Linked DNA regions of Homo sapiens: region 2 is linked to region 1. Evidence: chromatin loops called from intact Hi-C (ENCODE). Cell type or tissue: PC-3. All regions are shown on one strand. Links, peaks and the distances in the headings refer to the core of each region. The heading gives the core; the rest is flanking DNA. Region 1 overlaps LOC112267858 (a long non-coding RNA gene). Region 2 overlaps LOC105375409 (a long non-coding RNA gene).

What was found. A loop is a pair of places that touch in the nucleus more often than their neighbours do. Peaks named below come from ENCODE experiments on the same cell type or tissue, not always from the same donor. Only the 100,000 strongest peaks of a DNase experiment are listed, where the experiment ranks them.
Region 2: a loop joins it to region 1, with 21 times the contacts of the local background. A loop is called at or near these places in 10 of 110 quality-filtered maps.

What each region holds. Positions count from the first base shown.
Region 1 is chr7:94,282,216-94,298,512 of GRCh38, forward strand. The region is part of intron 2 of LOC112267858 (a long non-coding RNA gene); the gene reads right to left. Among named protein-coding and RNA genes, the nearest start is that of COL1A2-AS1, 100 kb to the right of the region's middle. In PC-3, for the core only: a CTCF peak has its summit at 6,952 (motif pointing right); a DNase peak (open chromatin) is centred at 6,976; H3K27me3 peaks cover 231 bases.
Region 2 is chr7:95,684,547-95,700,843 of GRCh38, forward strand. All of the region lies in intron 2 of LOC105375409 (a long non-coding RNA gene), which reads left to right. Among named protein-coding and RNA genes, the nearest start is that of DYNC1I1, 80 kb to the right of the region's middle. In PC-3, for the core only: CTCF peaks have their summits at 3,389 (motif pointing left), 3,588 and 6,122; DNase peaks (open chromatin) are centred at 4,575 and 7,135; H3K27ac peaks cover 536 bases; H3K27me3 peaks cover 619 bases.

The DNA of each region.
Region 1 (16,297 bases), core at 3,828-11,827:
ATCAAGTCCTCGCCATGAGGCAGGGGATATTCGGCCAGCATGGCTAAGAAGAGACATCTGGCTGGTTCGTACTGTGCCTCTGTGAGTCCCACATTACACGTTGCTGCTGCCACCCCCTCCCCGCTGTCCCTTCCAGCCACACCATCAGCCACTAGCCATGCCAGCCTCCTACAGAGGGTCATCTGTGCACCTGCCGGTTGGACAGTGCCTAAGTTCCTAGCCTTCATTAAGTCTCTTGCTTTCCTGGAATGAGCTTCTTCCTTGACCCACATGCTCCTCATTTCCTTGCTTTCTTCATGTCTCTGTGCAAATTTCACATCATCAGAGTGGATTTCTCAATCCAAAATAGCACTGCTTCTCCTTTTCTCTCTCATTCCCCCTTACTCTGCTTTACACAGCTTGTTTTTCTTCATAACAATAATCAGTACACGAGCTATTTATGTATCTCTCTATTTACTTATTGTCTGTAATAGAATACAGGTTGAGAATCTCTAATAAAAAAAAAATTTGAAATCCAAAATGCTCCAAAATCCAAAACATTTTGAGCACTAACATGATACCACAGTGGAAAATTCCACACTTGGTCTTATGTGATAAGTTGAAATCAAAATGCAATCCAAACCTTGTTTCATGCACAAATTTATTTTGAAATATTACATAAGATTACTTCCAGGCTCTGTATATAAGGTGCATAAGAAACATAGATGAATTTCGTGTTTAGACTTGGGTCCCATTTCTAAGGCATTTCATTAGGTATATGCAAATATTTTAAAATTCTAAAGAATTTGAAATCCCAAACACTCCTGGTCCCAAGCATTTCAGATAAGGGATACTCAACCTATATAAGCTTGTGGAGGGCAGACCCTGTGCCATTGTTGTGCATCCTCCACATCTGTCTTAGTGCCTTGCACATAGTAGGTGACTGATAAATATGTGCTAAATGAAAAGGAGCAGTCATCCCTTGTTCTTCTATACCTAAGAGCCCAGAATCTGCTGCAAGTGAAGCTTCTCAACAATCAGCATCTTCTACAGTGGAAGGCGGAGGAGAAGCCCTTTCTGGAAGGAAATTCATCTCCTACTTAGACAGTAAACTTAAAATAGGCTCTTCCTGTGCACACCCCACAGATGCTCCTTATAATTCCTCAACTTTCCCCACCAAGCAGTACCTCAGGAGCCTTACTGGCCAAGTGATTTTTGCCAGTATCTTCCATATATCAACCTAAAAAGACGTTTTTCTTGAAGAGAGGAAAAAATTGATATATAGCTTAGCAAGAAGTGGAAATTTTTACTATAGTTGGGTTAAAAGCAAAAAAAAAAAAAAAAAGGAAGCATACCAGCTAACCTCTGTCTATTATACTATGATTTTTCTCAAAGGCAGACACCAAATAGTTCACAAGGGCACCCATAGCGCCAGGCCACTTAGTAGGCTCTAAACATGTCTGTTGAATAACAAACACGGCAGTTGAAGGGATATAATTTATACCCATAAAAAATTAATTAGAGAGAAAGCCCAGTGTAATAGAAGTTTAAAGCCAGAGAGTTTCCACTTTATCAAAGCAAGCCCTTCAAACACAAGTTACACTCAAAGAAATAAGAGTTTGCCAATGCATAAGGCCTGCCTCCTCCAGGAAGCCTTTCCTAACTGCTTCAGTCTAAACTAGATTTCTACTGCTTTCAGAATTGCTGCCACACCTTATATTAGCACTTTTCCAATGCTTTAAAACAAGGACGGCTTCTCTCCAAAACTGTATCACATTTGAGAGTTAGGGCTGTATCAAATACTTCTTCTGCCAGCCCAGCTCCTGAAACCATGCTGGGAAGGCAAATGGTAGAGAGAATATTTTCTAGGCATGCTCTGGTTAATTAACAAACAACCTTTTTCCATTTTCATTTCTCTACTCCATAAGCAACTTAACTATGTTTTTCTATTCTTATTTGCATATTTACTTACAATGTCATCATGTTTCACATGTATATGTTCATTTTGCTTACACAAAATGAAGCTATTTTTCTGCAATCACAAGAATACTGTTAACACCCAGAGCCTAGAATTTCCCATCTGTTAGCAAATCTCACAACAAAGAGCCTTTTTGGAAGCGTAGTTAATCCTTTAAAGAGATGTATTTCACAACTCAACTCTTATCTGATGTCAACAGAAACATATTTTTGCAAAATGTGGCTCAGATGCAAGCGTGCTAAATTACTAGTTTAAAATACAGAAAGATGGAAAGGGTTGTGGGTAAATTTTACAAGGGAGAGTAGTCTAATTATCCAAAGCCTTTGAAACAGCCTTGAACCGCTGACCGTCCCCCATGCCCAGATTTGAAAGAGAAGAGCTTCCAATTAATTAATGCAGTCAACATTTTTCAAGACCCTTCTCTGGGGAAAAGCCTCTGCTGGAAGTTCAGTGAAGGGAGTTCCAGTGGGAAAGATAGAATTGAAAAGAAATAGAAGAATACAAGGAAGATGAATTATCTCTCTTCCTAGATCATTATTTCACTCTTTCTGTTCTCTCCCCAAACCTCTAAGCCTTTTCCCTGTCTCTCACTCTCAGCTGGACTGGCTTTTTACTTCACTCTGGAAAAAAGAAAAAAAAAGCGAGAATTTCCACAACCACTACCACCATTTTTACTACCAAATCTACCAAGATATTAGCATGTGGGCCCACCTACTCTGCATTCCCCACAATTAAAATGGATCAGTGGTCAGTGCTCCTAAGGACAACCCTTTTCTTACCTATTGAAGGACACTGCTGCTGCAGTTGTCCTTTGTCTCATACATGTCATGACATTTTCCATTTCTACTGGGTCAGTCCATCACCATGCAAATGAATTTGGGATCTCCCATTCCTCCAGCCACTAACTGCCTGACTTCTCTACCTCCTTGACACTACAACACTAGAAATAATTATCTATACTTGCTGTCTCTGCTTCCTCTCTTTTCTTTCTCTCCTCTACTCACTCCTGTTGAACTTTTGACCCCACAAATCGACCATTGGTAGAGTCTCCAGTGACCAGCTCATTACCAATCCAAAGATAAATTCTTAGTCTTCATCTTCTTCAGATCATCAGCAACATTGACACAGTTGGGCACAACCTTCCTTCCTGAAACACCTTCTTCATTTATCACTGTCTTTTGGGTCTCCTCCCATCTCACTGATTGCTCTCCTGATCCCCTGTGCTGGCTCTTCTTTGTCTTTCCAGCATTCAAGTGACCCCCTAGTTTAGTCCTCGGATCTCTACTCTTCTCATTCTCCCAGGAGATCTCATTCATCTAATGACTTTAAGGAGCCTTCTAGACATATATTTGACAATTCCCAAATACATACCTTTTCCCCTGTATGTTAGACTCATTCATTCATCTACCCACATTGTGCCTCTATGTGTATATCCAATAGTGTTTCACAATCAGGTCAAAAACTGCATTCTTTAAAAAAAATTACTTACTTAAGTGAAAATTATATACATATATTCATTGTGTACAACTGCTTGTTTTGAAATATGTATACATTGTAGAATGGCTCAATCAAACTAATTAATATATGCATTACATCATATACATATCATTTTTGTGGTGAATACATTTAAAATCTTCTTTCTTGTCATTTTTTAAAAATACGATACATTAGTAGTAACTGTAGTCACCATATTGTACAATAGATCTTTTGAACGTATTCCAAAAACTGAATTCTTGTTTTTACCCCCACCCCTGTTTCCCCTTATGGCCTTTCTCAAGTAAATGGCAAATCTATCACTGTAGTTTCTCAGGCCAAAATAAAAGAAGATGAGCTCCTTGTGGACAGGGTCGTTGCCTGTGTCATTCATCCTCCACGTCTATCATAGTGCCTGGCACATAGCTGATGATGGAAATATGTGCTAGATGAAGGACTGCAGTAAAGTTATCAGTTAAAAATACAGAAAAGAGCCACTAATCCTACTTTTAAGGTGAATGAGACTAGCAATTGGGAAATACTTCATGAAAAAAAAAAGTTTAAATTTGATCTTGAAGGACTAGCAAGCATTTGACAGGAAAATAAGGGGGAAGACATTCCTGGCAGAGGAAACAGCTTGGAAAAACATAAAATGATGTGGAAATGCATGCTACATTCAGAGAACCGTGTTACTGAGTCATAGCATAAAAGATGCAGCATACTAGGAGATGTTCTAGGAGAGTAGCTTACTGGGTCTATTTGGACTTTATTATATAGGCAAAAGAAAGCTGTAAAGATTTTTAAGCAAGGGAATAACACCACATAGCACAGTGTTGAAGACAGAATATATTATTAAATAATGTTCTGTTGGAGGAGAAAAAAATCAAGAGCAGTATAGGTGAAAAACTGGAGATTGGGAAAGGAGAGTATGGAAGTATGAAATCTCCAACAGTAGTTGTAGCAAGAGATGGAAAAGCCTGCGCTAAATTGGGTTACTAAGAATGACCAGTAGAAGGCAGCTATAGGAGAGACTGCGGAAACAGAACTGCAGACGGTAAGTTAAGGGTGAAGAAGAGGCCGGGCACAGTAGCTCACGCCTGTAATCCCGGCACTTTGGGAGGCCGAGGTGGGTGGATCACGAGGTCAGGAGTTCAAGATCAGCCTGGCCAACATGGTGAAACCCCGTCTCTACTAAAAACTACAAAAATTAGCCGGGCGTGGTGGCATGCGCCTGTGGTTCCGGCTACTCGGGAAGCTGAGGCAGAAGAATCGCTGGAACCCGGGAGGTGGAGGTTGCAGTGAGCCGCGATGGTGTCACTGCACTCCAGCCTGGGCGACAGGGCAAGATTCCGTCTCAAAAAAAAAAAAAGTGAAGAATAGAGGCGCAAAAGCTGCTAACCTCCAGATTTCTTCCCTGACACCCCAAACTCTTTTACAACAGAAGTGTATCCCAAACTCTTGGCACTCTCAAATGCTGAGAGCCAGGTAAGGAAGAAAACAGCTACAGGCAAGGACAAGCCCCCGACATGTGGGTGGAAGCCTCTTTCCAAGGTTTGCGTTCATTTCCTCTGCTCAGTGATCCTAAATAAAATAGCCATTTTCCCACCATCCTGGCATAACTTAGGTGAGATTCCACTGTAGTGAACTAGAACTGGAGGTGAGAGAAAATTGCACTATTATTAAACTTTGCCTATCATCAGCCTTGCTTCCAAGAAAGAAAAGAAAATTTCTTTCTCTTTCTCCCTCCTTCTCTGTATGGCTTGATGCTGACCTAGATGCCCAATCCAATTCTTGCTTGTCCTATTAGTTTTATATTAATCTGTATTATACTTTAAATAGATTTTGAAGCAGAAGCTTACTTGGAAGACTCAACATTATTCATAAAACTATTAGTATTGAGAAGAATGTGTTGAGTTTCAAACTCTAAGTTTATCAGTAAATTTTGGTACTTACACCATTAGTACAGGGAACGGGATTTCTTATTCTGTGCTTCGTGATTCATATTTCCACTTCTTTGTCAATTATTCATTATTATGCAGCTTATAAGAAGGCATGAAGTTAACAATAACGATTATATTAATGATAGAGTGAGTTATTAAAATTTAGTTTAATAGCCACTATATTTGTGATGATAATTATAGTTATGACTAACTATGATTATAGCAGCCATTGTAATCATAATAAGCTCAGGATGGTTTAATGCTAATTGCTTCATCATAAAGAAATTAGAATATAGAACTGTAAGTGGATGTGGTTGTGATTATAAGGCAAAAGAATGTATGCAGATATTAGTTACTAGTTATTAACCTTCTCCATGAAACCAGACCAAAGAAAAAATTTTGATAAACCCAGACTTGGTTCAGATCTGCGTCAGGCCCCCTGAGAAAAAATGGGTATCATTCTTAAAACAACATGCCTTAAATTGAAACCAATTTGAAATTTAGAAAATGTGCTGATATGATACTGGGAACTTCTTTAATACCAAATGAGCTAGAGATAAAAAGTAATAGCATGGACACAGTCCTTGAAGCACACTAATGAAAGAAACTGCCAACCCATCAAGTTCATATGAAAATACCTACAAATGGAACTTCCTGGGGACTTTCCTATTGAAAAAGCCTGTGGAATGTTCTCCTGTCTTCATATTGCTTCATACAGCAGATGGTCACTCTGGGAAATATGTCAGTCATGACAACAACAAACTACGTGTGCCTGACAATTACAGAGATGGATGGATGAAATTTTGCAATTCATAAATCTTATAAAAGTCACTGTATTTGCCCAGTGATTATTTGTCCTTAACTCTACCCCACCTTACTTCTCCTCCAGAGAGATGCCACTTTGCAAGATTTCATGAGTAGCATGGTAAAGCCAATAATTTGGGGTGTTAGCTAACTGACAGAAATCCGAAGTAGGAGAAGCCAAGCTGAGCCAACGTGGTCTGTATGAGACAGAAGAAAATGTCAACTACCATATTTTTCTAATAAATACAAGATACATTCATTTTCACACATATTTGCTACAGATGGAAATTTCATTTAATGATGGCTGGTTGAGGACCCCAGCCAAGGGTGTATAAATACCAAGAAGACATCAATTTATGAGATGGGCTCCCTAATAAAGCAGCTACATAGAGAACCCAAGAACACCGCCATAGCTGATTTCTAATGAAATATTTAATGATAATGATGACATCAAGTTGCTCTCATTGAACCAACATATGTTGTTATGGAACCATAATAAAAATTTTGCATCATGAGAATTTCTGAGGGATTTAAGAATAAGAGCAATTCTTAACTGTTAGGAAAGTCCTGGGGGAGGAGAAAAAAGAAGGATAGGAAGATTTATTACTGATTTTCAATGTTGTGAAGTTAACTAAGTTTCAGTTATATCATGAGCGATAATCATTAGAAATCTTGAATTGATTTCCAATCTGTAGTGGATATGCTAGCTAAGAATTTTCCAAAGCTTTGTTGACTCTCAACACTCAGGCTTCTCAAGCCTCAGAGGCCTTCCCACCAGCAGAGGATGCTGTTTTTCCATGCATGGCATAACAACCCCCAACCACCTCCAATCCCAGTTCCACCAGGAAACAGTTCACACAGAGAAAAGATTCCTATTGGGCCATTTTGCAAGTGTGGTTTTGCACTTGAAACAAAGAGAAGAGACTCTTTCATTCAGCTCAAGTTAATTTAAATATTTTAGTGGTGATTTCTAAATCTATCATTTTTAAGGAAGTAAAAATATTGGAGTGGAGTGGGAATGAGCAAAACGCTGCTGTTTAAAATATAAGTATCAGTCACTGTTTTCTGTGATTTTCTAGCTCCCCTTTAGTGCATCTGAAAACAATGCTTTTCAATTAGGAGAAAGTGCTTATCTAAATGATCAGATTTTTCCCGCCTGTGAATAATGAAGCCAAAGTAAAGGCTGTGGTTTTTAGGACAAATGAAAACAAGAAAGTCATTCAAATTAATAATAATTTTAGAAAACTAAAGGGGGAAATTTTTATCACGATGGGAAAATGAAAAATAAAAAGGAGAAGAAGATAGGATTTGCCGGGAAATAAGCAGAGATAAAACAAAGCCCAAGAAAATGAGTATAATAAAAAGAAAAATAAGGAAAAAATAACTCATTCCTCTGAAAAGAAGAGCTTGTAAAAATACAAGCAGGATAAAATTAGACAGGGGCCCTTTCTTCCCCAGTAAGTAGCCTTTCACTCATTTTTCAAGCTTGTCTTGAGAGCCCCACGCACGCAGAGAACACTAGAGGTGCAAGGCATAAAGCTGAATGACACCCAGTTTCTGTTTATGATCATCTTGGGATCTAAAAGCAAAGATAAGCTATATAGAAACTATAATGGAAAGAAGAAAGTAATAAATGTCATGAGAAAAATAGGTATAAAGTATTATGACTGATAAGAAGAGAGAGGGCGTCACCCCTGTGTTGATGGATGAGTCAAGGAAGACTTCATAAAAGAAACAGGTTTTCAGTTCGACCATTAAAGGATGAGTAGGATTTTTCAATAAGAGGATTTGGACATTCCTTATAAAGAAAAGAGATGACATGATTAAAGCTTCAGAGTTTGGAAAGTAATTTTTTCTTTAACTGCGAGTGTTTGAAGAAAGAAGAATGAGATACAAGACCAGTGAGAGGCTCTTAGAAATCCAATCACAAAGGTCCTTGCAAGTCAGGCTAAGAAGTGTGAACTTTATTTCTTAAGAAAAGGGGTTCTTAATATGGATTTGTGCATAATTTTCAAAGGATTCATGAAACTCCTTATGTATTTTTTGTAATTGAGTATTTTTTCTGGGAAAGATCCATGACACAAAACAATTCAGGGCATATAGAACACCCTTCCCATGGGGTATCTGTCCAACTCCCAAAGACCCCTCTTTATTTAGAGGCTGACCTTGAACACAAGGATATGGCCTCTAGTGGCCAGAGTTGTACAGTCTGACCTTGCTCCTATAGTCTCAGCTGAATGAAGCTGAGCAAACAACTGGCTCACTTAGGCCCAATCAGACCCCAAATGTGTACAGATTTGAACTGAGAGCCTAGGGTTGTGGGAATTCATTTACTTCAATAATAGAATTCTAGAGAAAATATTCATGAATTCCTTATTCTGAGATACCTGTCACTAGTTTGATTTCTGCCCTTCATGATGCTGGATTGTTCAAGCCTTTCTTGACCTTTGTGAGAAACCACAGTATCCATCTAAATATTCTTTTTTTTTCTCAGAGTGATTAGGCAGAGTCAATTTCTTTTGCTTATAACCAAAAGAATGATGACTGATACAGAAACTCTATTTCAAACACTGCAAAGAGACAGTGAGAAAGTATTAGAACATTTGCACAGGGGCATGACAGCTCCTAAAAATTATTTCAGAAATGTGGGAGTTATATTTACATTGTTTTTCTCTATCCCCAATTCTCAACATCAAATCAACACTATCTTTTACCCATTTTTCCTGCAGAAGCTGTCTAGTACTCTTTCCCACCACAGCTATCCTGGTTCAGGTCCTAATCATTTCTCTCTTAGACCATTGAAATGAGCTTCTAAATGGTCCCCCAACTCCAATCCATTCCCCACACTGCTGACAAGTGTCTTTTGCAACTCATGTAAGATTATGTGAATCTTCTCAAAAATCTTAACCCACACATTTCTAGTGAAAAAGTCTAAACTCTAGTCCAGCATTCAAAGCTCTTCAGAGTCTGGCCACAGTCTACATTTTCAACATTGTCTTGCACAGACAATACTCTCAAAGTCACCAAACTCCATATCGGATTTTATGACTCCAGGTCTCTATACATCCCACTCTCCATGTTTGAAATAACTTATTTCTTCTTATCCTGGTCACTCAACATAGATATCACTACCTTGTCCTTTTCTGTTACAACCCAGCAAAATTATCCCTTCTTCCTGTATATCCTTGTAGCAGATTTTATTACAATTCGGCCACATTATAGCACTCTGGGCACCTCTGCCTCCTCTACTATCCTATGAGCTGCTCAAGGGCATGTCTTATTTATCTTTATATTTGGGACCTAAAGCAATGCCTTCCAAGTGGGTACTTGATATATATTTAATGGACATGAGAGGGAATTGATGGATGTAAGAATTAATGAAGGTGATAAAGAATACATATTCAAAGAGGTAAAGAGAGGATGTGATTATGTATTATGGCTAATCTCACAGCAGTTTGGGAAGGAAGGATTGGTCAAGAGTGTCCAAGTCTAGAGAGAAGTCAAGGGGAGGATCTTGGGTGGGGACAGGCTAACTCTGTCATGATCAGTAGAGAACAATTGCCTACCTGTCAGGTAGGCAATTGATAATGTAGAGAAGATATATTGATAACACAGAGAAGAGTGGCTGGAGATGTGAGAATGCTGATGTGTGGAGGAGATGGGGAAGAAGCAGAATCAGGGAAACAGTTTACTTCTTTGGGAAGTAGGGAAATAAAATGAAGCTAACCAGAGGAACAGCATAATCCAGTGAGGGAAGGAGAGCAATCAGAAAGGTCTTAGAGAAAAAGGCAGAAGTTGGAGGAGTCAGCATTGTCAAGGAAGAAAAGACCTCCTCCTTGAAACTGAAAACAGATATTGATACAGTGATTATTTTGGAAGAAAAATGAGATATATTAACTCCAAGAAAAAAACAAATAGAACAAACTGGTCCCTGGTGTTGTTGCTTATCACTCAGTGGTACAAACAAAGAGTATTTCTGCTGCCTCCATCAAGAACTCTCCCCCAAGCAAAGTTCTTCCAATATAGAGCCAAGATAAAAGTAGAATAACTATAATTCTATAAAATGGGGGTACAGTTAGGACATAAAGACAGCAAAGATCACTTGAATTGTATCCGTTTCACATCAAGGGCACTCTTATAATCACATTTAGTTACACATGGGTAGGCTGTGGAAACAGCTGGGTAGACCTTAATTTAATTTAACTAATTGATTTATTGGTTTCATTAATTGCTGTCAAAGGATACAAATACTGTCCCCAAGGGCCACAGTTTAGTTGGTCATCACTACAGCTTCTAGAAAAGTAATTGGATTTTTTAGTTTAGCCCTCCAGGTCAGCTATCAAAGAGCTAGCAGGATTTCACAATATAGCGCCATAGAAAATAAAGACAGAGAACTACCTATTGATGTAAGCAGTGCCTCCTTCTTTCTCATTTTCCTCAGTGACAAGGTCTTTTTCCATTAGTCTTTTTAGATTCTTTTTTATCAGAGTAAATTACTTTTATTTCTTCCTTGAGCACTCTTTATACTCTCCTTTTCTTTGGGCTTTATCTTTCATTTCTAACCTTGGCTTTTCTCTAATTATCATAGATGCCATCAAACTCTTTTATGTATAAATGGGGTACAAATCAATAATTGATAAAATTGTTAACTCAGAATGGTAAACTGATTTTGGTTTTCCCTGTTAAATTTTAGTTTGGGGACCTCTTACTCAAGCTCAGAACCCTAAGTTGTAGATGTTTTCCTTTCTTTTTTAAGTAAAATTTAATACCTACTCAAAATTTTTAATGAAAATTTTAAGTATTGAGAAGAAAATAAAAATAACTTTGAATCCCAAATTTACCTTTTGATATTTTTTCTATGCATATAGACAATGTTGAGTCTCAGTGAGAAAGAGCTGTATGTAAAACCTTCAAAGAATGTTTTACTACGTAACACGCCAAGGCATAAACAGCACTGTCAATCATGAAACAAAATCAGGGAGAAAAATCTTTCCTTCTCTCCTCCCTGTCTCCCTCCCTTCCTTCTTTCTCTTCCCAGATTTGGCATCTCAAGGATTCTAAAGAACCTGGGTCAATATCCAGTAAAAATCAGCAGTGTCAGGCACAGTAGCTAATATACCTGGGAAAGCATTAGCATCACTGGATGGGGAGCTAAAATGCAGGGAAAAGCAGAGAGAAAGAGACCCTGCAGTGTGCAGGAATACAGCTGCAGGTCAAGAGAAGTTGCTTATTCCTTCACACATGGGAGACATCCCCTGGAGACAGTTTTTAAAATGTCTGGTAGAAGATGGGCATTTTGGAAGTTCTCAAGTCCAACATCATTCATGAAAATAAAATCAGCCAATAAAATTTGGGCCATGAACTCATTTACCTGCAAAGGATGTAGATCCCTGGGAAATTCAAGTGTAAGCCATCCTTAGATTTCAAGAGCATAATGAACTTATGCCCTGTCTCACGATGTATATTCTCTCATTCTCCATACCCCTTCTATAATTAGTATATATCCCCACTACAAAATGCAGATCTCCTTTTAAATATGTAAATTTTGATTCCCAGATTCATTTAGGATCCATTTGTTCTGAGAGCATGTATAAAAATTATCTTACACTGGAAGGATGGATGCAACAATCTTCACTGTGATGAATGCAGGAGTGAAGAGGCTAAAGACAGAAGGGCGATCTCAAGATACCGATGGGAACTCACAGCCTAGAAGAAAGGTTTTACAAGAAAAACTCTGATGTCCAAAGAACTGTGAGAACCAGCAATGAGCATGATCAATTTAAATCTGCAGTTCTCAATTCTCCTATTTAATATGTGTTTCAGCATGCCTCTTATGGCATTTTACACTTGAGTAATTTCATTAGATGGATACTCTGGTGCCTTTGCCATTAAAATATGTTTTGTTGTAAGATTAGGGAGCTATTGAAATACTAAAGTTAAGTCTCAATAAAACAATAATAATAATACTTTAACTGCCTATAAGATCTTTTTTTTACTATATTGACATTCATGCTCAATTACAACACAATTTTTGCCTTCTACATTTTAAAGACCTTTAACATGCTTTTAACTTTTATGACTATGAATTGGTTTTGATGGTACATGTAAACTGTAAATATAGTAACTGCAGATGGCATTAATCTTACTTATGAACCAAATGATCTGAATGTGTAAAAATATAGCCCAAGAGAGTCAGAGTTAAAAGCCTTTGAAAACTGCCTCAATGTCTTCCAGCTAGTGAACTTTCATATCAGTGTCACTGTTCATATTATCTTGTCAGTTGGGGGTCTTTTTTTATACAAGACTTGTTAGGCAACGCCTGCTGGAAATATCAGTGTGGTAGGATCTCAAGCGGCTGTGTGGTTACCTAGACTCTGGGGCAATCAATCCTTTGAATAATAATTCTGAAAATTGACTCATGGACTCTTAGAACTGGAAGCGCTCTTAGAAATCATCAAACAGAGCCTGACTCCCTCAATCAGGACCTGCTTTTAGCTGCACAGCGAATTTGGTTCTACTATCACTATTTCCCTTAGTTTTGCTTTCTCAGTTCCTCTTTCTGCTCCAAATTATAGCAGCAGTCCAAATATCGATCCCTATGATGCTTCCACATTTTATGTTCATTAAACTGCACAGTGACATTTCTATGGTGTAGCTCTTTTTACTTAATGTGAACGGTAGAAGCTACTAGAAGAGACACTGGACTAATTCTGAGGTGGTTTGCAGGAGGAGCTAAGGCTGCACAGCTGCCCACTGTGCCACAGCTCTCTCTAAAAACTGGACCCAATCAAGCTGTTAGTTAGAGATGCCAAATCATCAATCGTCTCCAACCTGAGAATTCTAACTCTCAGTCATTCCTCAAAACCCAGTTTAAATATCTCATCCCCCTTACTAAATAATATCAATAATTAATATCATTTCCCTGTCCCAAGCTCTTTGCATACATCTCTATTGTAGTTAGAAGTTATCTCCCAGTGAGATTATGTAGTTTATTGAGAGAAGTGAGTCTCTCTTATCATTTTTGTATCTTCAGTGCCTGGAATAGAATAGCTGTTTAATAAATGTCTGAACGTAGAAGAAAATGTCAAAGAAAAACATAAAGAACATAGCATACTGTTTTTATTGAATATCAGGGAACATCAGAAATGGAATGTAGAAATATGTAAAATCTCTTCTTCTCTGTTTATGACCAGAAAAAGCCTATGAATATAGTCAGACAATCCTACCCAGTGGAGTAAATTCATTTCTGAAAACGAGGCAAGTTTACATTGCCTCTGTACCTCTGATAACTCTGGCCAATGTTATTTAAATTGTTTATTATCTGTTCAGATAATTCTCAATGCCACACATTCTCCCATAAAGGTAGCCAATTGCATGCCTGCAATACATATATGAATTGTTTCAAAGTGCCAACATTTTCTTTTGTCACTACTCTATGCAGCACACAAAACTGTCATTGCAAATCATTTTATTAATGTCATTTAAAAAACAAATTAACTTTTGGAGCTGTTGTTTGTGGCATTGTGCTGCTGTTTCCCTCCCTTCAACATTCTGTACTGTAGTCTTCACAAAAGAACACTAGAGGGATCAGCTTCATATTTTTCAGAGGCCTTTGTGTCAACCAAGCCAAGTACAATTATGGCTCTTCCCAGAAGAAGGAAAGAATAATGTTGGCAATCGGGCGTTACCACCCAGAACCACAGAAAAAGCTGCAAATGTAACCAAAATGGCTTTCTCGGCCTTTATAAATCCAGAAACCTACGTGGCATTTTCTATGGCTAGAGGCAGCACTTTGGGAAATTACCTTTAGAAAACTGGTTAGAGGTCTACCAGAGCTTTGAAAAGAGCCTGCAACCTGGGGAGGGATTGAAGAAAGAAATAAGCAGACTTGTTGTTTAATAAAGCTGCCATTTTTTTTTTTTTTTTTTTTTTTTACTTCCAAGGGACAAAATCAAGTAAATGTCAAATTTTTTCCCAGCTGGTAAGCACATTCAGATTTCAGACTAAAATGTCCCAAAAAGACTAGGGCTGACGATGAGAAAGAAACACATGAATTCCTTCTTTTCAAAATAAGATAGAGAAAGAATTCAGTCACCTTTAGTCTAGACATTTTTCTCTTCACTTTGCCTAAACCATAGCCATATATAAAGGCATACATTGATAAAATGGTATAATTTTGGTGTTTTGGTGTTTCTGGACAAATAAGAGGGAACTAATCAAGCTAGCAATCCAAGTCTGTCAGAACTAACAAGGTAACTGAATCAGATAAAATTAATAATAATAACAGTAAAAACCTCTTGTTATAATGTCAGACAACACTGTAGCTTTAATTTGTCGATTTCAGAAAGACCTCTTTGGCTCCTGAACTTATTTGGTTAGTGAATTACCTCACAAGCTGATCCTCTCATCTCTCTCATCCCTGTGGTCTTTCCTAATTAAAATGAAAACCACATTGCTCTAATTATTTGATCATACCATTTCTCTTCTCAAAACCTTGCAGTAGCTTTTAATTGCAGCAAAACCTGGAATTCAATGTAAAATCAATACTGGGGCTGTAAGTCCATGCCTCCAATGTTCTCCTGCCTCTGACCCAATCGCTGGCCTTTACTCTGCATGGCCAGGGCTTTCACTTCAGGCAGTCAATCTGCTTGACTCCAATAACATCCTGACATGATTCCCCCTTTTCTTGATTGTACCTTTCTCTTCTCCAATAAATAAACACTCAGCCAGAGCACAGCTGCAATGGTCTATTTTTGTTGGCCATGCTGGATTGTCGTTTATAGGATTTGATGTGCAATATGTCTTGTCCTGTTTCTTCTGAAATCATAAACTTCATGCTTGTTGATGCCTTGATTAGACCATAGCTCTAGTATAGCACTGGGGGCTCCATAAAAGTGGTCAACACTGGAGGAGATCGGCAAGGAAGCTCAAATCTTCGTCTTTATAAGCTAAGAGTGATCATATACATGCAAAAACTTCAGGAAAAGAGGTGCGGTTCCCTTCAGCCATCCCCTTTCATCTCTCACCCCTGACTTGTTCCCTCCCTGTTCTGTAAAAAATAGAAAAAGAACCCTGGCTTTCCTCTATGGTGGAAATTTCCAGCAATGGCCTTCCATAAAAGGGATAGGTCTTGTTTCAGCACCAAGGAATCTGCCTCTAACCGTTTGGGCTGGGTGGTGGAGACTTTTTTTTTTTTTTTTTTTTTTTTTTTGCTTTTAGACAACGTGGAAGTGTCTGGAATGGTGTCTCCAGTCCCAGCCATCATAGGAATTACTCAGTGTTTCAGGGCCCTGAGCCAGTAACCACCTCCCAGCCAGCTCTGCCACGTTAGCTTCGAAAGGGAGGTGAGTGAGCTCTGAGTTCAGAGAGGCCAGAGTGATGGAGTCTCCTGGCTGAGAAACCCTCCACAGGATCGATAGCAATTCTCACAGGGAAAAAAAGCACCCCATTCTAGTTCCTACTCCCTACCCTTACAGAATTGTAGAAAGTGAGAGTGAGTTGTTCAGATCTCACTCCCATCCGGCTCCTTAAAGTATTAGGGACCAGGAAACTAAGCAGTGGTGCAGCCCACCCATCCAAGAAACCTGACCCAGGGCTGCCTGATGGGGCTCCTTTTCTAATTTGACAGTCAAATGGGGAGACTTTTGGAGGGATGCTTTTACAAATTTCCTTCAGAGATGGATACTTTATTCTAATAATTCCACCTAAAGGGACTGCCTTTGCTAATTCTCTCCAAGGAGCTATATAGAAGGGGCACAGCTGAATTGACCTTTCTCAGTAAAATGAATCTTCACACACCTATATGATAAACTCTTTTCTTTTTAATTTTTGGAGGTGGCATGCTTGTCCCCAGCTCCAGTGTTTCTGCATCTCCTCTGCAGCTACCAGAGTGGTAGATATTCCCTAACGTCACAGATTCCCTGACCTGGAGCTGAAGAACTTGAGCCAAATGCTCATCCATGAGTTTGACTTTCTAAAGAAATTAAGCATGAAGAACAAGGTAGGAGGCTTCTTCTGGCTGTCTAGGTTCTGCCAAAAAACGGGTATCTCTGGTTCCCGGAAATCTGACAATCTAACTAGACACCTTGCTCCAACCAGATTTATTGATTCATGTTAAGAGCTA
Region 2 (16,297 bases), core at 2,663-10,662, 1.4 Mb after region 1:
ATTTCCTCATTTGTAAAATGTAGACAATATTGCTTTCCTTTAAATGTCTAGCATGCTAAAGTTATCTCTTTATAACTCAGAACTTTGGTAAGTCAGGGATGTTCAAACCTTAGGCAATCCCAGGTCCTCCAAACTCACACGACAGGAAGTGGGCAGCTCAAAGTCACAGCCAAACACAGACCATTTCAAAGAAAAATTTTCCAGAGAACAAAACCAGAAGGGCCAGATTATATTGCTAAGGAACTCTAAGACATGACATGGACTGTGTTCTAGGCAGCACTGTTGTGTTTCCCATTTTCTGTGCTTACAATGGAGTCTTTACGGCACTTATATTATCCTTTATCAATTAATAGTTTGTATATTGATTGAGGATGATTAATGTTATGATGTATTATAAATTACTGGGCCATGAGAAACCAAGTCTAGATATAAGCAAGAATGCATATCACTTAGATATTACAGATTTGAAGTAATAAACACTAGGTTGCCTCCCTCTAGATAAGGAGTAAATGATTTTAAAATTTTTCTGTAGACATGAGCACTTTTTGAGATGTATGTATAGGGAGAGAGATACATGTAGATGCTGGGTACCCATCTTGGTACTCATTCATTTTCCTTTATGTTACACAACTCTAATTTTCCTTAGGAAAATTCTAATCCTACCTCTGATCCTTCACCTTGAAATCAAAGTACATGCATGTCCAGTTATGTGAAAAATGAATTTCCTCTCTTTGATTCAGTCACTATGAGTCTGGTATTCTAACCCTTGTGAGTGGAAAAATCTCGGCTAAATGCAATGGTTCTTTAATAAATGAAACAATGCATAACCTCATTTAGAATACAAGAAATAAGAATAAAATCACACAGACACTCCAGGTTTCCACAATCAGATTTGCAAATATCCAATATATTGATAACTCATTTTTTGTGTAACTTATGACAGAATAGGAATTATGATACTTTGCTGGTGGGAGTGTTAAAATGGTACAATACATATGATGAGTAATTTGGAAATGTTTGTCAAAATTCAAATGCATTTACCTTTTTGCTCAGCAATTTCATTTCTAGGATTTATTCTGCAAATAGACTCTTACATGTGAAATAAAGTAATATGTATTCCTTACATTATTATCTGTAACAGTAAAATATATCAGTCTAAAAGTCTATCAACAAGGGCCTGGATAAATGAAAAATTATCATACAGGGGAATACGTGGAGCTGTAAAAAAGAATGAGGAATTTCTTTTTGTCTAAATATGAACATACCTTCAAGATATGTTAGGAGAAATTTTTAAAAGTGAAGATGTTTGTGCAAAATATTTGTGTAAAAATAGAAAGAAGAAAGGAAATGTCTTTTCGTATTTGCTTGTATGTGTATGAATATCTCAGTAAAGATAGAAAATAAACTGAGAAGTATCGTTACCCACGGGGTGGAGGTGGAACATGGGTTTGGGGGATAAGATTGGAAGGGGGATTTTTTTCACTGTATACCTTGTATTTTCAAATCTTGGGAACCACATAAACTCTTCACAACAATTATACACACACACACACACACACACACATATTTAAATATATATATACACATATATATTTAAACAAAAAAATACAGTAACAGTAGAGTGAGGTTGTGGAGTTCTAAGCCATATATGGATTGCTGGTGCTGAAATGTCAGCTGCATAAATTGGATGAGCGGGCTTTCTTCCACCTTCTAGAATGTCAGCTCGGTGCTGCAGTGCTGAAAAGAGTTATCCCGTGGCAAGAGTGGCACCTACAGGGCACAGTAAGAATCTTATGTTTCTTTTTTTATTTTTATTTTTCAGAGAGGTGGAGGTGGCGTATGGATAGAGGTGTAATGATTGGTTTTCTATTGGAGTTGTTGGACAAGTGTTTTGACCATCATCATAGATTTACCATCAGATACAGCTGGATACAAATCCTGTTCCTATAATTTACTGTCTGGGTAGCTTTAGGCAAAGGCACTTATGTTTATTAAAAGCTATAGTTTCTACCCTTGTAAATTGTGGATGATAATATCTACCCTATCACAGTTTGGCTAATAAATTTTAAGTGAATTGTGTCACTTACGGAATACCAACCTTGCCGCCAAAATGTTCCTGTGATTGCTCAATGTCAGAGACAACCCCAAACCTGCATCAATAGGAAATGAGATGCTAAAGAAATACAGCCCAAGGAAGGAGCTATGAGGATGCAATCTAGAAGCTTCCCAGTCCAGCAAGTGAATGGAGAATGCCTGGGCAGAGGGAGCAGGAGAGAGAAAGAGTGAAGGGAGAGAGGAGAGAAAGGACGTGCACACTTCAATGGCATTCTTTGAATACTTTGATGGCATATTGGAAGCCCTGAATTTACCTCTGATTTTTCTGTTGTAAGGACAATAACTTTCTTTTTCTAAAGCTAGATTGAGGTGATTTACTTGTAATTGAAAAAAACTTCTAACAATATCTAATGGTGCATACTAAAAGCCGCTCATCCTCACTCATAATAAAAGTAGAAATTAAAAATGAGATGACATTTTCTACCTATTATATCGGCAAAAAGTTAAATTAAAATTGATAACACATTATATTGGCCAAGCTGTGGAGAAATAGGCCTTCTCATATTTTACTGATGAGCAGTTTAACAACTCCTGAAGCAGGCAAATTAAACATATTTGTTAAGATGCAAATATATGTATCTTTCGACCCAGCAATTATGCTTTTGTGTAATTTGTCCCACAGATATATACTCAATCCTGTGAAATGAGGCATGTACAAGGCTATTCAGCATTGTTCCAAAGAATAAACAATAAGCATCAAACGTTCATCACTGGAGAAGTGATTTCATTTACATGGTGGAAAACTCTGAATCCATTAAAAGGAATAAAAAAAATTTTAGAAACTGATAATGGAAAGTTCTCTATAATATATAGCTGTTTAGAAAAATACAGGGAAAGAATATGAAGAACTTGCTGTAATTTATGCTTAAAGGGGTGGGAGAAGGAATCTATGTTCATGTTTAGTTGCATGTGCACTAAAATCTCTGGAAGAATATACAAAAAGTGGAATAGCATGGCAAAGGCTACGTAGAGGAACTTGGTAGAAAAGGGACAGAGATAAAGGGATTCTTTTTCAATGAAGACGTTTTTGCACATTTTAATTTTTGAACCCTGTAACTGCACAACCGATTCAAAAATGAAATAAGATTCCAGGGGAAAAGATTTCACTTCTATGTTGGAGCTGTGGAACTCTAAACCCAGGGGTGGGATGTGAGGGGTCCTTAGTTTGAATTGTGTGTAGACTAGACTCCATCTTCTAGAATTTCTAATCCTTTCCAGCCTTGAGGGAACCAGTTGCAGAGCTGATCAAGAAATATCCCAGGGTTACAGTGGCACCTACAGGACAAACGGAAATGTTTCAGCTTGTTTCTTGGTGCTTTTTTTGTGGAGCAGGGGGAGTCAAAGTTTAGGAGGACAGAGATAAGGAGGTGACGTTACAGTTGCTAGTTACTGCAAACATAATTTTTATACCAGTATATTAGAAGCTTAGACCTTAGAGCTAAACACCCGTGATTACAAACATCGTGGCTTTGTCACCTGCTCTTTGTTATACCCCTGTTGTATGGCTTTAGGTAAAGGAACTTAACATTTCTGAGTTATAGTGTCTACTTGAAATATGTGAAATATGCTGTCTATATTACAGGTTAATGCCTCAGTGTTTTAAGAGACTTATTTTACCAGAGAAACTCCAAACCTGGCAAACAAAGGCCTGTGAGTACTCAACCCTTAAGACAATCCTAAATGCCCCAAACCTATCCCAGCAGGAAGTGAGCTGCTAAAGAGATGTAGTCCACAGAGGAGGCCTCCAAACCTGTGGGCTACATCACCCAGAGTTCGTCAGGGCCACGGAAGATAAGGGACAAGGAGATCCTTGTGGAGAACTCATCAGGGCAGCCAGATTGGCTAAGGAGCTCACATCACCTCCAGGTCAGGATACTTTGTGTTTCCAGTCCTACACATCATGGGAATTGCTACGCACCAGGAATTGCTACACTTTTTGCTGCTTCCCATTCTCTTCCTTATCAAATGGATGATTTTTTTGATAATTATCCTATTCTTTCTCTGTCCCTTCATGTATTGCATTTGTGGTTATATTGGAGCCATAGTTTGCTGAGCCAGAAGGAACCACCACACCAGGGCCTGACTAAGAAGAATCACCCAGAAATCCTGGACTTGGAGCTATAACTAGATAAGTCTTTGTGTGGTCTCCCTCTGAGAAGAGGAAAGTGCACTTTCCATGGTATCTAATTATGGCTTCATTAGGTAGGCACTGGCGTTTTTGAAGGGATATGTGAGAGTAGAAGGGACAGTGTGTTGTTGAAGGTGTGAATTACAGCTAAAACCTCTGTTGTTAGCCAAGCCAGCGCTTAGTTGTCTTTCTACATTTAATGTCACTTTGATCTTCTGTTGGACACCTGGAATCCATGCCTCTCACATCTCTCAATTCACCTAGTTTGAGTGATTTTGGCTCTATCCCCGGCTCCAGAAGTGGTTGTATGACTCAGGCCTGGCCAGTCAGAACACTGCATCCTGTTCAATTCAGGTCAGAGAGACTCAGGGCAAGCAAGATCTCTCTGCTGAGATTGGAGCTGCGAGAATGAAGGGGAAAGGAGCCTGTCTAAGGACAGGGCCAAGACAGAGGGAGCTGGAGTGAGAGTGAGAGTGAGAGTGAGATTGAGAGAATGAGAGCGAGAGTGCGAAAGAGAAATCACAGTCGGGGGTGACATTTAAGCCTTTGGAGTAAGGCCCATTGGACATTCTCCATCTAGGCTTTTCAGTGATGAGAAAATAAACATCTTGCTTGAGCCAGGTAGACTGCGGCTTTCTATTGCTTGCAATCAAAACAGTTCTAAATCAAATGGCTCTTAAACCAAAAGATGCTCAAACTCATAATAATAAGAAAATAATTGATACAACTTTTTTTTTTAACTCTCAGATTGATTGGCAAAAATTCAAAACATACTGTGTTGGCCAAGCTTTTGGGAAATAGACAATTTTTACATGGCTGCCAGGAGCACAAGCTGGTACAAGCCCTGTGAAGGGCAATTTGAAAATGCCCGTAAACATGACAAATACATGTATCCTCAGATGCACGACAAAGTGAGAATTTTTCTGTTTTTTCATTATTTTTTTCTGACTGGCAGAGAAATTCAGCAGGAATTCTCAGATATATTTAGGTATATTGACACACATGCAAAATGGACCCTATACAAAACTTCTCATTTCAGTATTATTTTAAATGGCAAAACAATCAACTTACATGTTCATCAATAGAGAACTGGGTAAATAAATTTTGGTGTATCCATAAACTGGGAATACTTCAAAGCTAGAGAGGTGGGGGCAAAGAGGAATTTTTATGTACTGATATACAGGATTTCCAAGATATAGTATTATATGGAATAATTAAGACACAGAAAAAAAGGTGTTATAGTACATTATCATGCAAAATAAAAAGTTGCTTTTAAAGTATTTGCTTGTATGTGCATAAAATGGTCTCTGGAAGTATAAAAGAAACTAATAACTTTGCTAACCTTTGATATGTAATAGGTAAAAGGGAAATTTTTTAGCATATTCTTTTTATCATTTTAATTTGTTTTTGAGCCATATGAAAACATTACTTATTCAAAAACTAAATGAATATAAATTTTTAAATTTTCTCATTAGGACCTACAAGCTAAAGAACAGTTAAAAAACAGGCAGTGAAAAGATTCCAGGGGAAACGATTTCACTTCTGTGTTGGAGCTATGGAACTCTAAACCCAGGGGCGGGGTGTGAGGGGTCCTTAGTTTGAATTGTGTGTAGACTAGACTCCATCTTCTAGAATTTCTAATCCTTTCCAGCCTTGAGAGAACCAGTTGCAGATCTGTAAAGAAATATCCCAGGGTTACAGTGGCACCTACAGGACAAACGGAAATGTTTCAGCTTGTTTCTTGGTGCTTTTTTTGTGGGGCGGAAGAGTCAGTGAAACAACAGGCAGTGAAAAAAAAAAAAATACACCAATCTTACTGATCCAGGCAGTGAAATGCATAAGTTGAATGAACCAGCTTCTTCCATTTTCTATGAATATCTGGTCTATTGCAGCCCTGAGAGATCTGTGCTATAAAGCTGGAAATAGATGTTCTGTGATGAGGGTGGCACCTGCAGGACAAAGTGAGAATTTTTCCTGTTTTTTTTTTTTTGTTGTTGTTGTTTTTTAATTGTTTTCTTACTAGCAGAGGAAATCAGCGGAGCATGGAGAGGGCAGGTATTGAGCATGAATTTTCCCCTTAGAGTTGCTAGATGTAAAAGTTTTACTAAAAATAATGGAGACATTGCAAACAAAACTATTTTTATATAAGGCACACACAGAGAATCAGTGTGGAATAGAGAGGTAAAAGTAGACTCTGGTAACATATATTGGCTTTGTCACTCCCCAGCTTTGTGGATTTAGGCAAAAACCACATAACATGACTGAGCTTAGAGGCTACACCTATAAAATGAGGGCAATAAAACTCACCTTAAAGGACTGTTGTCTCTTAACTTTTGAAGGGAGTTTCTTAGCCAGAGAAACCCTAACCTGACAAACAGTAGCCTTCAATTGCTCAATCCCTGAGGCAATTCCAGGCCCCTAAACCCACTCACTCAGGAAATGAGATGTTGAACAGATGCAGTCCATGGAAGGGGCATCCTTCTGAAAGTCCTCACTTTAAATGGGCCATGGAGGATAAAGGACAGGAGAGAAACTTCCAGGGTGGCTAAAGTCATATGACAAAATAGCTCACCTCAACTCTGGAAAGCCAAATGAAAGCCTTTACTTCAATTGTGATCATCTCTCCCTGTTAAGTGTGTAATGTGAATTACGGTTTTCATTTAATCATAGTTTGCTGGACTATGAGAAGCCACATTAGGACCAAGAAAAATATTCATCACCCAAAGATTCTGGACTTAGAGTGACAACAAGTTTACTTACGAGTTTGGAGTTGTTCACCTCACCTCCCTCTGAGATGTGGATGAGCACAGTTTTTACTGTGAGTAGCGTAGCTGCACTGTATTGACACGGGCACTTCTGAACATGTACGTACAGGTAGAAGGATGTGCTGTTCCTGTGACTCAGGCCTGGACAAACAGAGCTGTCCCTCCCCACTTTATAGTGATGGTTCAGGGATAGGTACATGAGAAAATTGAAGTCAGTTAGAGTCAGGCCTAGGACTTTCTGCCCAAGTTGAAGCTATGAGAATGAAAGCCTGGTACTGCCTGGAGGTGGGGAAGGTGGGGAGAAAGACAGAGAGAGAGAAACAGAGACAGAGATTGGAGCAGAGCCAGGTTTGATGAGATCTTTGGGTTCTTGGATTGAGGCATGTCTCCAAATGCACCTACTGACTTTATTTTATCTGAATATTTATTTCTATTCTTAAACCAATTGAGCTGCATTTTCTACCACTTGTAACTGGATTTATATGAAAGCTGTCATACCCCATCATAGAAAAAAGAAATGCAAGCTGAAACTACACAGATAACATTTTTCACTTCTCATATTGATAAAAGTCCAGAACATTTGGTAACACACGGTGGACAAGCTGTGGGGCAGAAGGCAGTCACACACAGGATTGGAGGAAGTATAACCTGCTATAATAGAACCCTTACGGGGGGAAGTTTGAAAATTCTATAAAAATTACAAATGCATCTACCCTTTCATCCAAAAAGTCCACTTCTATGAATTTATTGTGCATACATCCTTGCACAAGAGAAAGACCAGTAGGCCGGTTATTCTCCCTTGGCCTCCCTGCCTCATTTCCATTCTTTTCTGCCATGTGTTTGGTCTTTTTCTGCCATGCATTTGGTCCAGGAGGCTGACCTCTACTGAATGCAGCACACAGTATCCTCTAGTGTACTCTGTAGTATGCAGCAATATTATAATTACTCAGGTTATCATTGGTTTGGGATGCAGTAGAAGTGAATGGCAAGGCATGATCAAATGACTATAGCTCTTAATAGCTATGGCAACATGTGGTCATTGCAGTTTGTCATCTGGCTACTCCTAATGACCTTGGAGAGCTAGAGAAAGGAAATAAAAGCCTGAAGACTTGAACTTCCAATGTAGAGAACGAGGAGAGAATCAAAAAGCCTCAATGGTGATATTAAAATAATTCTTATTTGTAGAGTGCAGACAACTAAATATTAGGCCCAAGGACTGACTGTATGTGATGCAGAGAAGAAGCAGCATTTAGATGTTCAACATCTCCAGGTGTCATGTGCCAATGAAGGCACTAGTTAATAAGGAGTGGGATTCTGAGACTTGGAGTAGAAACAGTTGGTTAACCATGCAAGACTGTGAGTCTTGAACCCTGAAATCTCCCTGAATCTTCCTTGCCTAGGTAAGAAGCCCATCCCTTTTCCCCCTTTCCCAAGGGATTTTGATTTCCTTTACATAAATTTCTTTTGTTGACTTAACCTAGAGCAGTTCTCTCACAAGGGGAATCAATCCTCCCCAACACAGCCTCGCCAACCCTCATTTACCTCCAGACCCACGGTAAGAGTTAAATACCAGCAAAGCCCAAAGGGAGAGTGTGAGGCTGGCTCTGAGAGGAGATAAAAAACATACTGAATGAGTTGAGACATCTTGTCCCCTTGTATTGGTAGGGGTCTAGGGAGCATACAAAGGCAATGCTTCTAAGTGTGTTAGATGAAACATAAGATGATATCTGGCCACATTTATAGATAGAGTTGCTCACAGAGGATTCATAGTTTAATGTGTTGGCTGGAGCACCTGGCTGTGATTAACTGAAGCCTGGGCACTGGTGACCTACAGCTAATGAGGCTATGAGGCTGGAATTTTTCGAGTAAGCTGTACGTAGCAGAGTTCAAAGACTTGTGAATATGGAAATGTTGAGTGGATCTCTATATATACAGGTTGCATAGCCACCTCCCACACCCAATTATAACTAGCAAGAGAGATCAGAAGATATTTTATTCATCATCCTTTATTTATTAAAAAGTGCCTTAAAAAGTTCTATCTTAAAAGCCAGATTTAGTAGGCACGTGATAATGATAGATATGTTGCCCTGGAATAGGGTCTGATTTCATGGGAATAATAAGATCCTAGAATGGTAGATGCCAAGTGGCTCTGCTTTACCATCAGAGATAAAACGGGAGTGATTATTTTAATGAGTCACAGGGACCTGGTAATAATCAGAGTGTTTGACTCATAGGTTTATTATATTGATATTATGTTAATGGAGTTGGTAAACAGAAAGTAGCAAGCACCTTGAAATCAACCTAAATGCTCATCAACAGGGAACTATCTAAATGAATTGTTGTACATTCATACAACGGAATCCTATGCAGTTGTGTAAAAATATAAAGAAACTTTTTATGCACTGATATAGAAATCTCTAGTGTATATTTTTACGTAAAAAAACAAAGTACAGAATAGTCTGTATAATATGCTGCCATTTGTGTAATCAAATGAGGCAGTAACAAGTATTTATATATATAAATATGTGTATCTATATATATAAATGTGTGTGTATACACACACACACACACACACACACACACACACACTGGAATGATGCAAGAGGTGACTAACTGTGGTCATCTGTTTTGAGGTCACAAATAAGAAGCGGACAGACAAGGGTACTTGGTAGTGAAAGGGAGATTATTTATTATATGCCTTTTTATACTTTCTATTTTTTGAATCATGTAAATATTCTCTATTCAAAAGCTTAGAATTTTTTATAAAAGGAAAAATGCAATTATTACACATATATAGAAGCTACAGAGCTGTAAACACACGCATAGATTTATCAAAATGAACCGTCAGCTACATAAATTGCCTTCTTCTGTCTTCTAGAATTTCTGGTCTATGGCAGCCCTGAGAAATCAGAGTTGAAGAGCTGGAAAGAGATATTATATGGTTATAGTGGCACCTGTAGGATAAACTGAGAAATTTTGCTTGCTGGATTCAGGTTTTTTTTTCCCCCTAAAAAGTATGCATTAGAGGGAGGGGCTGGTGAGTCTTCAATGAAATAGCTGAGCAGAAATGTTTAAATAATGAATGATGAAATATTCTAACCATAGAGCAGAGTGATGAGATAAATGTAGTTTCAGAGCCTCAAACACTTGGCTTCATGTTTTCTCTCTGCTGTTTTAGGTAAATGAAAAAAAGTATCTCTGAAACACGAGTTTCTTCATGTGTAAATATGAAATATTAGTTTCTTCATGTGTAAATATGCACAACCCTGCCCATTTTGCAGAGCTGGTGTAGTATGAGAGCGAGTACATGTAACCTGCTGAATTTGCAGCCTGGCACACAGCTGGTTCTCGGTAATCTTTAACCAGTGCATTTTTGCCATTTAATGTATCCTTTGATATTACTGCACTCACCCCATAGACTCACTGTTTCAACCCCACCCCACCATGATGCATTATCACCTTTTATTCACTTTTCTACAAACAAGCTCCTCACACCAAGCCTAATTTAGATTCCTTGCATCTCTTAATATCAAACTAGTACAGCCGCATCTCTCCACTCCTCACTGAACTCATGATTTGGGACCATTTTTTGAAACTCTTGATTTGTCTATTTCATTTTCCAGGAAACATATCACAAATTATATTTATACATTTTTTTGTACCTGATAATAAGATGCATTTATCCACATAATGACATGACATTTTCTCCTCCGGGATTGTTATTAAGCTTGAGCCTGACCTTTTTGCACCTTCAGAATGTAAATGTTCTTCTGAATCTCTGTTAGCTTTATGTATATATGCACAGCATCATGTTTTTAGAATGATATGCTTCTGTATGTGTATAAGACTAAAGCAAAATAGAATTTGAGATCAAGAACTGAAAGAAATTCATTAGCAATCTTAAAACACGAATAAATTTAAAAGATATTGTAACTCAGTAAAGGAATATTTACTAGTGTAACAGACTAAGCAGACATGATTTTTAAAAGTAAACAAATAGTTACTAGAAATATACACAGTTATGTTTAAACCTAAAATAGAAGGTGAGTTGATTTTCTACTCCCAAGATGCTTAGACCAAATGGATAAGAGAAAACTAGACAGTAAAGGATGTGATAATTATGATTTGAAACAGTGGAGGATCTAGACAGAATTAGGAAAAAAGAGAAGAAATAAACCTCTGTTTCCAACAGATGGTGCTGCATATCATAAATATTTTGATGAATATAATGACCCCAGGGTGTTCTGGGCCCGTCAATTAACACTCTAATGGGAGATTTCAACAATCCATATGACAGGATTTACAGAGAGTGACCAGTCATGATTACTAAAAAAAAAATCTATGCTATAGCGAGCATAAAATAGGTTCAACCACAGAATAATAAATACAAAATATGGCAAATATATAATACACAATATTATTAATTACAAAATATTGCTAAAGAATTCAGATATCAAGTTAGAGAATTAGAAACCACATGGCAATAAATGGATATATGGATATCATGTTCCTTGACACTACCACACTAACATTAAAAAGCAAAGGAAGGGGTGGAATTCAGACAACATACAGGTCACAGACAAAAGATAGTCATTATTTCAATATCTGAAAATATCAGTGAAATATTCAGTCATTATCTGAAGTGGATGTTTGCAGGGTGGAAAATTAGATGGTAAAATCCAAACAAGAGCTTAACAGCTAAACTGTGGAAGGGTTTCAGAAAAGTAAAACAATACTGATAAAACTGGGAGAGAGAGCATGGGCGTAATGCACACATATAAGATGAATTGTTGTTTATGTAAGTGTAATTAAGGTTAGTACACTTACAAGGCAGGATGTCCCCAGATCCAACTACAATTATAAGAGCAACTAAAAATACAGGTGGGATGTAATGATGTCCCAGTTGAGATAAACATGGTAAGGACACTGTTATTAGACTACTGAAAAATGTGGAGATTATTTGGTACTAGAGCAGATCTAAAAGAAATAGACCAAAAGAAAAAAAAAAAGAAGGAACTGATGGGGAAGGTAGGGGAGTTGAGGACACACCGAAGAACCTAATAGAAAATAAAAGAAAGAATAAGAAGAACTTCTGCTTATTCTAGACATGAAAAGAAATAGATAGAACCATCTTAAGAATAGGTAAGCCCCATGAGACAGAATAGTAGACCACATAGGGATAAATGGCTTTCATGCAGCCCAAAAGTAAAGAACTTCTGCTGTTCCAACAAAGGGAAAAAAGGAAGGGACTGTTACTATCAAAAACAGTAAGGATAAGCTTAGACTACAGAGACAAAACCCAGAGCTCTAAACTAGAAACATGGCATTCTTTTATCTTTCCTGATCACATTTTTCCTATATTATCTATTAAAATGTAATTGTGCAAATAATGTTATAATAGCATTACTACATACAGAATCATAAATATCAATAATTTCAGGAAAAATGCCTGAGTATGCATAAACGAAATGAAAAGAAAAATTTAAACTGTTAGGAGGAAGCATTTCTGTAGGAGTCCTGGTAAAATGAAGCCTAGGATCAGCCAGTTGTCTTCCCAGAACATGAAGTATCTTTAACAGCAAATTCCAAATGAGTAACTGGAACAGACCTGATAAAAGAAAATTATAGGACATTGAAGAAAATAAAATCAATTTAGTAGTATATATTTCTATTGAAGAGGCAAAACTGACACCAGTGACATTACTCACATTGGATTGTGATGTGTCATATCTATTCTCTTAACTAAAGTTTATTCTTGAAAGCTTTGTAAAATTTATTTGGTGGTGTGAATGGGGGAAGTTTTATTATAATTTTGGATCATTTATTTAACGTGTACATATGAACTATTTAGATTTTCTTTTTCTTCTTCAGTCAGTTTCAGTGAGTAATATTTTTCTGGAAATTTGCCTGTTTTACTTAGGTTTTCAAATTCACTGGCATAAAATTGTCATTGAGGTGGCAGTAGGAATGGCAGTCCAATGGTTCCTTTTTAATAACCTTTTGAAATAATTATAGACTTACAAGAAATTGCAAAAGTAGTACAAACATGTTCCATGTACCCTTTCTTCAACTCACCCCAATTCTAATATCTTACATCTACTAGCACATTACCAAAATCAAATACTGTTGATTAGGCTACGCACCTTACTTGATTCCACCAGTTTTTACCTGAACTGATTTTTTACATGTATATAGTATATATACATGTACATAGTTTTAAGAGATTTTACCACTTGTATGGATTCACACAGCTACCACCACAAGATATGGGGCTGTTCCATCATCACAAAGACCCTCCCTCATGCTACCTTATTACAGTCAGATCCTCTTTGCCCACCCACCTCCCTAACTCTGACAATCACTGATTTCTTCTCCATATCTATAATTTTGTCACATCAAGAGGGTTACGTAAACTGAATCATACAGTAAGGAACTCCTTAATATTGGCTTATTTCACTCAGCATAACTGTGTTCATAACCAATATATGATGTTCTACATTTCTATATGTGCTTTTATTTACAATCTACATTCCTTCTTTGGTTATATGTCTGCTTCAGTCTTTTACCTTTTTTTTATTGTGGTGTTTGGTTTTTTTTTTTTTTGTTAAACTTGGGGAGTTCTTTATAATACCATTGTCTTATTGGTGATTTGCAAATAAACTTTCCCAGTCTGTGGCTTGTGTTTTTATCCTCTTAATGAGGTATTTCACAGAGCAGAAGTTTTTAAGTCTGATCAAGTCCAATTTATCAAATTTTCTTTCATAGATTATGCTTTTGGTATCACATCTAAGATCTCTTAGACCCAAGTCACAAAGATTTTTTTCTACAATGTTTCCCATATAAGTATTATAAATTTGTGTTTTACATGTAGACTTATAGTTCATTTTGAGTTAATTTTACATAAGGTGTGAGGTTTAGGTAGTAGTTCATTTTTCTGGCTGTGAATGTCCAATTTTCCCAGTGCCATGTATTGAAAATGTCACCTTTCCTTTATTGATTGCTTTCACATTTTTATCAAAATCTGTTGTCCATACCTTTAAGGGATCTCTTTCTAGGTTCTTTGTTCTGCTCCATTGATCTATGTGTCTTTTTCTGCATGATTCTGTCTTGATTAATGTAGCTGTACAGTAAGTCTTAGACCAAGGTGGCCTGATTTCTCGAACTTTATTACTTTTCAAAAATATTTAGCCTACTCTAGTTTATTTGCTATTTTACATTAATTTTATATTAACCTAGATTATATCTACAAAAATATTATGAAGATTTTGATATGAATTGCACTAAATCTATAGATACATTTAGGAAGAATTGACATTTTTCTAGGGTAAGTCTTTCAATTTATGAGAATAGTGTGTCTTTTCATTTTATTGCTGCTTCTGTTATTTATTTCATCAGCATTTTGTACTTGACAGCATACCGTCCTGTAAATGTTTTCTAAGACAGACGCCTAATAGTTAAATTTTTTTAGTGATTTTAATTGGTCTTGTTTTTTAAGTTTTGGCTTTCAATGTTAGTTGCTAGTCTATGGGAATATTATTGATTTCTTGATCAAGAATCCTGTACAGTGTGCAGAACCATGAGCCAATTATAAACTACCCAGTCTCAGACATTTTTTAATAACAGTGTGAAAACCAAGCAGTACAGGCTTCTGGGGAGGCTTCAAGAAACTTTTACTCATGGTGGAAGGCAAAGTGGGAGCAGGTGTCTTACGTGGCTGGAGTAGGAGAAAGAGAGAGAGAAGGGGGTAGTGCCACATACTTTTAAACATCCAGATCTCATGAGAGCTCACTCACCATACAGTACCAAGTGGGGGATGGTGCTAGGCCATTTATGAGAACTCCACCCCCATGATCCAATCACCTCCCACCAGGCCCCGCCTCTAACACTGAGGATTACAATTGAGCATGAGATTTGGATAAGGATGCACCCAAACCATATCAGATCCTGTGACCCTGATAAACTCATTTATTAGTTCAAGGGATTTCTTTTTAACTTTTGGGGATTTTTTTTAATATACACTAGAGAGTTTGCAAACTATGGGTTGTGGGACAAATTCAGGACACTCTCTTTGTTAACTTTCATAAGAACATGCATATTTATATTTTGTATATGGCTGTTTTTATGCTATAAAAACAGAAATGAATACTTGTGACAGGCACCACATTGCTACAAAGCTAAGTATTTACTATCTGGTCCTTCACAGAAAAAGCTTGCTGATATCTGATGTAGACAATTGTGCCATATGAAAAGAGACCATTTTATTTTTTCCTTTACTGTCTATATGTTGTTTATATCCTTTTCTTGCCTTATTGCAGTGCCTACAACTTCCAGCACTGTGTTGAAGGGGTGGTGAGAGTAGACCTCCTTTCATGGTTCTAATTTTAGAGGAGACATATTCAGTCTTTCACCATTAAGCACGATGTTCACTGTAGGCTTTTGTAGATGCTTTCTATGAGGTTGAGGAGGTTCCTGTCTATTCCTAGTTTTCTGAGTTTCATCATGAAAGGGTGTTGAATATTTTTAATGCTTTTTGTATGCCAATTTATATGATTGTGTGGTTTGCCTTCTTAACCTGTATATGTTGAATTACCTTGATTTTCAAGTATAAAACCACCTTTATATTTCTGGAATGACTCCTATTTAGTTGTGACACATAATTATTTACATATGTATTGCTGGATAGATTTACTAATATTTTGTTGAGTTTTTTGTGTCTGTAGTTTTATTCTGTACTATCTTTGCTGATTTTGGTTTGAGGATATTATTAGCTTCATAACATGAGTTAGGAAGTGCTTTCTTCTATTTTCTGAAAGAAGAATGCATAGAATTCAGGTAATTTTTGTTTAAATGTTTGTGAGAATTGTCCAGTGAAACCATCTTGGGGATTTTTTTTTGGAGTATTTATTTTCAAAGTTAACTTATTTGATAGTTATGGGACTGTTTAGATTATCTATTTCACCTTTGGTGAAATTTGTTAGGTTGCAGTTTTGCAGAAATTGATTCATTTCATTTAAGTGGTCAAATTTATGTGTGTATGGTTGATGGTAGTGTTCCCTTAATATCTTTTTATATCTACAGATTTTGTTGTGATATTCCCCTTCTCCCCCTGATATTGATAATATGTATCTTCTTTCTCTTCTTGTCTGTCAGTTTTATTAAAGGTCTATCAATTTCATCAATCTTTTTCAAGCAACCAGCTTTTGGTTTGATAGATGGATTTTATCTACTGTTTTTTTCTGTTTTCTTTTTAAAATTTTTCTTTTGTTTTTAATTGACACATAATTATATA